Regions from separate parts of the Mus musculus genome. Here region 1 is linked to region 2. A link is a loop called in an ENCODE intact Hi-C map of the cell type or tissue named here. Cell type or tissue: left cerebral cortex. All regions are shown on one strand. Links, peaks and the distances in the headings refer to the core of each region. The heading gives the core; the rest is flanking DNA. Region 1 holds the start of Gm14246 (a long non-coding RNA gene). Region 2 has its middle 110 kb from the start of Chd6.

What was found. A loop is a pair of places that touch in the nucleus more often than their neighbours do. Peaks named below come from ENCODE experiments on the same cell type or tissue, not always from the same donor. Only the 100,000 strongest peaks of a DNase experiment are listed, where the experiment ranks them.
Region 1: a loop joins it to region 2, with 2.6 times the contacts of the local background. A loop is called at or near these places in 3 of 42 quality-filtered maps.

Annotation. Positions count from the first base shown.
Region 1 is chr2:162,673,459-162,676,375 of GRCm38, forward strand. It overlaps 9430021M05Rik (RIKEN cDNA 9430021M05 gene), which reads left to right. Exons shown (of 4, transcript NR_033569.1): 4 at 214-1,746. It overlaps Gm14246 (a long non-coding RNA gene), which reads left to right and starts at 2,556. Exons shown (of 3, transcript XR_375193.4): 1 at 2,556-2,917. In left cerebral cortex, for the core only: no CTCF peak of the experiment used is centred there; no DNase peak of the experiment used is centred there.
Region 2 is chr2:161,213,299-161,216,215 of GRCm38, forward strand. No RefSeq gene overlaps it. Among named protein-coding and RNA genes, the nearest start is that of Chd6, 110 kb to the left of the region's middle. In left cerebral cortex, for the core only: a CTCF peak has its summit at 1,562 (motif pointing right); a DNase peak (open chromatin) is centred at 1,563.

The DNA of each region.
Region 1 (2,917 bases), core at 258-2,757, 1.5 Mb after region 2:
TTCTCCCTGAGAAATACACTAGGAAATTAAGAGAGTGTGGTAGCCATTATTCCTGCACAGTGAATGGTTTCAGTTCCTCTTCCAGGGACACTTGCCTATCCCCTTGACATGACTGACCCAGGAGCTTTTTTTGACCAGCAGACCCTTCCAGATGGAAGCTTTGTGAGCAGCAAGAGGTCATTCCTGACTTTGCTTTTGCCATGTTTCACACAGGAGATGTCCCATCAGCCTCGGCTCCGGAATAAGAAAGACGTTGTGGGCTTCCTGCCAATCCCAAGTAGCCATGTCGTGAGATCCGATACGTAAACCTTTGTGTGTTAAGCCACAGCAATTTGGGAGTCCTTTGTTACTGCAGCGTAACCTGGATTATCCTGACTGGTTCTATGAGAAAGATACTCAAAACAGTGACTCTAGTGAGCTGTATACCAAGGCATCTGCCAATCAAAGCAGCCCTACACACTCATGCCAAACAGCCATATATTAGTGGAAGCCAGAGGAAGAAATTACATATTGCTTGTTATTCCCGGTGTCATCGATGGCTAAGTCACCATCCCCTATCTTCCTCACAACAGTGTTTCTTCCCAGCTTGATAATGATAGCTGTAGTTAAAAACTACCATTCATTGATCATTTGTCATATGTCGCACACCATATAAAGTATTTACAAGTCTACGTGAGAGTCATTCTTAGCCTCAGATTTCAGACGTGAAAACCAAAACCCAAAGCACCAATCTTAACATTGCCTAAAGCCACATAGCATCCTATTCCAGAGCAAATGTTCGTAACTACTCTCCTTCAGACCATCCCACAAACATCTTCCCCAAAAGACAATCTGCCTCCACTGGGTCACACTGGCTCCATTCTTTTCTCAGATACCATGGTCAGCCCTGCCCTTGGTCACAATGGATTTAAGAGGCCTTGGTTGAAGGATACTGTGACAGCTATTAGATCAATCTGATCAATGGCCCCATGAAAGAGCTGAATATCTAAACACTGTTTTCTGGGCCCTTTTTGGTCTTACTCTTAGCTAGTTTCTCAGCCTATAAATAGGACCCTGTCTCACTTTAGTGCAATGGCTCTCAACCTTCTTAATGCTGCAACTCCTTAGTATAGTTTCTCATGCTGTGGTGACCCCCAACCATAAATTAATGTCACTGCTACTTCACAATTATAACTTTGCTACTGTTCTGAACCGTAATGTAAATATTTTTGGAGATAGAGGTTTGCCAGAGGGGTCATGACCCTAGGTTGAGAACCTCTACTCTAGTGCCTGAGTTCCTGCTTCAGTGCTAGCTAATGCTGGGCTTCATCCTGTAGTAGACTTCTGGGTCTGACTTACCACCTCCACTCCAGCTGTTGCTACTTCAGCCCCTACCACAGCCAACCAGATTTACCTCTGATGGATTTCCTGTGAACCTGGTAGTGTTTCATCAACTTGCTACAAGCTAGAGTCATTTCAGAAGAGGGAAGCTCAACTGAGTAAATGCCACCAGCCGATTGGACTGTGAACTGGAGCCTTTAATTGGTTTATGATTGAAGTAGGAGAGCCAGATCACTGTGGGTGGTACCGCCCCTGGGCTGGTGGTCCTGGGTTACATAAGAAAACAGTCTGAGCAAGCCATAGGGAGCAAGAGCCTAAGCAGCCTTTCTCCATGGCTTCTGCTTCAGTGCCTGCCTCCAGACTTTTGCTCTGACTTTCTTCATTGTTGAACTATGATGTAAGCGAAAATAAACCCTTTCCTCCCCCATGTTATTTTTGATCATGGTGCTTTATTATAGCAATAGAGACCTAACTAAGACTCCAATGACAATTTTTGTTTATTTATTTATTTACTAACTTTGGTGGGTCTTGCTGTATAGCCCAAGCTTAGCTGAAATTGAGAATACTCCTGCCTGTTTCCCAAGTGTTGAAATTATAGGCTATCATACTAGTTCCCCATACCACTTAACACACACCATGCTCTTTTCCTTGTCGGTATCAAAGGATAGGAACAGACTGTAAGGAGTATGCCATATAGCTCTTGAACTCTGTAAGAAACTGATATTCTATGTGCACACACATGTGTGTGAGCATGAGTGCATGCTAGTGCCCAAAAAGGCTGATGTTGTAGGTGTTTGTGAGCTGCCAGACGTGGGTGCTAGAACTCAGGTCCCTTGGAGAAATAGCATGTGCTCTTAACTCCAGAATTTGACATCCTCGGCATGAAGATGCTGATCATCTTCAAATGAGCACAGAGGACAGGCAATGAGAAGACAGAATACAGCGAGTCTTAGACACTATTCTAGTGCTGCTAAGCGACACCACAGCCAAGGCAATTCTTATAAAAGAAAGCATTTCATCGGTGCTGGCTTACAGTTTCAGAGGCTTAGTCCGTTATCATCATGGCAGAGAACATGGCTCCACAGGAGTAGCTGAGAGCTACATCCTGAACCACTGGCCAAGAGAGAGAGACTGGGCCTGGCATGGGCCTTTGAAACCTCAAAGCCCACCCCTAGTTGGATACACTTCCTCCAACAAGGCCACTCCTCCTAATCATTTTCAAAGAGTGTCACTCCCTGATGACTAGGCATTCAAATATATGAGCCTATGGGGGCCATTCTTATTTAAACCACCATACATAGTATTATAGAACTTTCTCAGTTGCCCTGTTCCTACACTCACGCTCCAAGAACTCTGCTTTCCTGGCCTTACTCTGTCCTGAGCATTTACTATTTGATAGTAGAGATGGGCTGTACTCCCACATTGTGCCAGTCAATGTATGTTGCTACCTAACAGTACCCAAGCACAAGAGTAAGGTTCTTTCTTCATCATACCTTGTTCTTCATTTAGGGATAAGTAAAGGATGCTGGCACAAAGACAATGGAGTCCCAGCCATACTTAAAAGGTAGGATAAATAGGGTATGCAAATGGAAGAGGA
Region 2 (2,917 bases), core at 98-2,597:
AATATTTATTAAGTGAATGAATGCTCTTGTTAGTTTAAAAAAAAAAGAGAAAAGCCATCTTGGAGTCCGAGGAAAGAGTTCAGCTGGTAAAGCGCCCGCTGTATAAACATGGGGACCTGAGCAGATCCCCAGCACACCTGTAAAGACCAAAGTGTGGACACTTTGCCCCTTCTTAGAATTGGGAACAAAACACCCATGGAAGGAGTTACTGAGACAAAGTTTGGAGCTGAGACAAAAGGATGGACCATCTAGAGACTGCCATATCCGGGGATCCATCCTATAATCAGCCTCCAAACGCTGACACCATTGTATACACTAGCAAGAGTTTGCTGAAAGGACCCAGATATAGCTGTCTCTTGTGAGACTATGCCGGGGCCTAGCAAACACAGAAGTGGATGCTCACAGTCAGCTATTGGATGGATCACAGGGCCCCCAATGGAGGAGCTAGAGAAAGTACCCAAGGAGCTAAAGGGGTCTGCAACCCTATAGGTGGAAAAACAATATGAACTAACCAGTACCCCAGAGCTCATGTCTCTAGCTGCATATGTATCAGAAGATGGCCTAGTTGGCCATCAGTAGAAAGAGAGGCCCATTAGTCGTGCAAACTTTATATGCCCCAGTACAGGGGAACGCCAGGGCCAAGAAGTGGGAGTGGGTGGGTAGGGGAGTGGGGAGGGGTATGGGGGACTTTTGGGATAGCATTGGAAATGTAAATGAAGAAAATACCTAATAAAAAAATCCAAGTGTGGGTCCATGCGTGGTGAAGTACACATGTAGAGGGGATGACACAAGAGGTCTCCAGGGGCTTGCTAGGTGGCCAGTCTTGTTGAACAATCGACTTCCAGGCTCAGTGAGAGATCACATCTCAAAACTAAGGTGGTAGTCAATAGAGGCAAACAGGCAACACCGTGTCTCCGTGGGCAGACAGTGGATGGCTTGTGAACTGTGACCTTTCTATAGTTTGGATCTGAACCAGCGCATATGCCAGGTAGAGCAATGTGTATTTCTCAGGGAAGTAGATTGTATTTTATTTTATTTTTTTGAGACAGGGTTTCTCTATGTAGCCCTGGCTGTTCTGGAGCTCATTCTGTAGACCAGACTGGCCTCGAACTCAGAAATTCGCCTGCTTCTGCCTCCCAAGTGCTGGGGTTAAAGGTGTGTGCCACCATGCCCTGCGGGAAGTAGAATTTTTGTTTTCTGTTTAATAGTAGTATTTTTGAGACAGAAAAGTTAGTCCTGGATGGTGTCAAATTAATAGCAATCTCCCTGCCTTAGTTTTTCAAGTTCTGGGATTATAGGTGTGTGCCACCAGGCCTGTCTGAATCGAGTTTTCTTGAAAATATCAAGGTTACACAGTGTTGCAACCACTCTGAATTGGGGCATTGATTTTTACTTTTTTTTCTATTTTTATAAAGGTTGAGAAGTGAGTGGACCAGATTGCAAAGCAGCCCGACAAGATATCCTTATTAAGATAAAATTGTGAATTTTCAGAAAGCACGGGTACACATCAGACAGCTGAAGGGACAGACGTAGACCCGTGGTGTTCTCAAAAGCGCCACAAGATGGCGCTGCTGCTGCTTCCCAGTCCCGACTACAGAGAAACTGCCAGCAGTGGCTGGAACAGTTAGTCAGAAGTTCTCTACAAGTTTGAAGTGATTACCCAGTGAACATATTTCTTAAGTAATCTTCAACTTTGGCTGCTGGAGAGCTCCTCACAATGAGGCCGTTTGAAACGGGCTCCGTATAAGCCTTGCTCTCTTGGTCATGTTTGTCAGAGTCTGGGACATCAAGCTTAAGGGAAGGAAAATGGCTGGCTGGTCAAACTGCCACAGGGACAAACTGCCGCAAAACACCAGCACCAGGAGTCCTTTTGCATCAAACTCTTGATTGTTCTTTCTGGCAGAAGCCAGACTTACGAGGTTTCCCCATCCTTCTTCCTAGGTCTTCTTCCAGGTATCCAGCTGGTCCCCCAGCAGTTGCAACATTGAAATTAGACTTGTTTGTGTGAGGCTCTGCCCGAAAGCTGCAGAGAAGCTAGTATTTAGACATGATGGCCCGGGCATGCGTGACTGCATGCATGCATGAATCCATCTGTCCATTTCAGGGCTCCAGGCAGTATGGTAGGAGCTGGAAAATACAGCAAACCTGATAGCTACCTATCTGAATTTGTGTGTGTGTGTCTGGCTCCTGACCTGGAATCTTGCTCGTGGTAGGGACTCCTTTCTTTTCAGCTCCCCCTTTGGTGTCTTTATGCTTGAATGGAGTCTCACAGTTTGATTATTTGAACTGTAACGTTCATGCGGCTTCTGGAAAAATCCCCAACAACCCTGTCTGCCTCTGATCACATCCTCTGGCGGACAAAACAAGCTGACCTGAGTCTGGGTGACGAACCAACCTTGCTTGACTGGCCCTGAGAATGGAGATAACCCTGGAAGGCAGAATACTACTTTTAAAACGAGGAGTGATGGCTTCCCAAGATGGGAGATTTTCAGCGCTACAATCCAACAAACCTGGGCAGATAGGGATGAGCGGATCACCTTGGGCCAGTTCTCTCTTACATCCCTGAGAGACCTGGCCTCTTTGTCTTTCTCCTCCTCAGTGTTTCTGAGGTCTGTGCTGCCCTTGGCACTCCTGGCAGTCCTTGTTTGTCCTGTGCTGGCCGGCTTTGAGGCTGACTGGTGGGAGGCTCAGTGTGGGAAGGAAGACATGGCTTAGCAGTGTTCACCTCGGACAGGCGCGGCTGTACCTCTCAGCCTCAGCTCCTTTTATTGTAAGATAGGTATAATTATCCCTGCCTCACGTTTGTTGAGAGGATCAGGAGAGATCATGCATACAAAGTGTCAGGTATGAACCTGAGCATGAGAGCATAGCCCGATGTCGATAATGCATTCAACAACAACAACAACAACAAATCCTG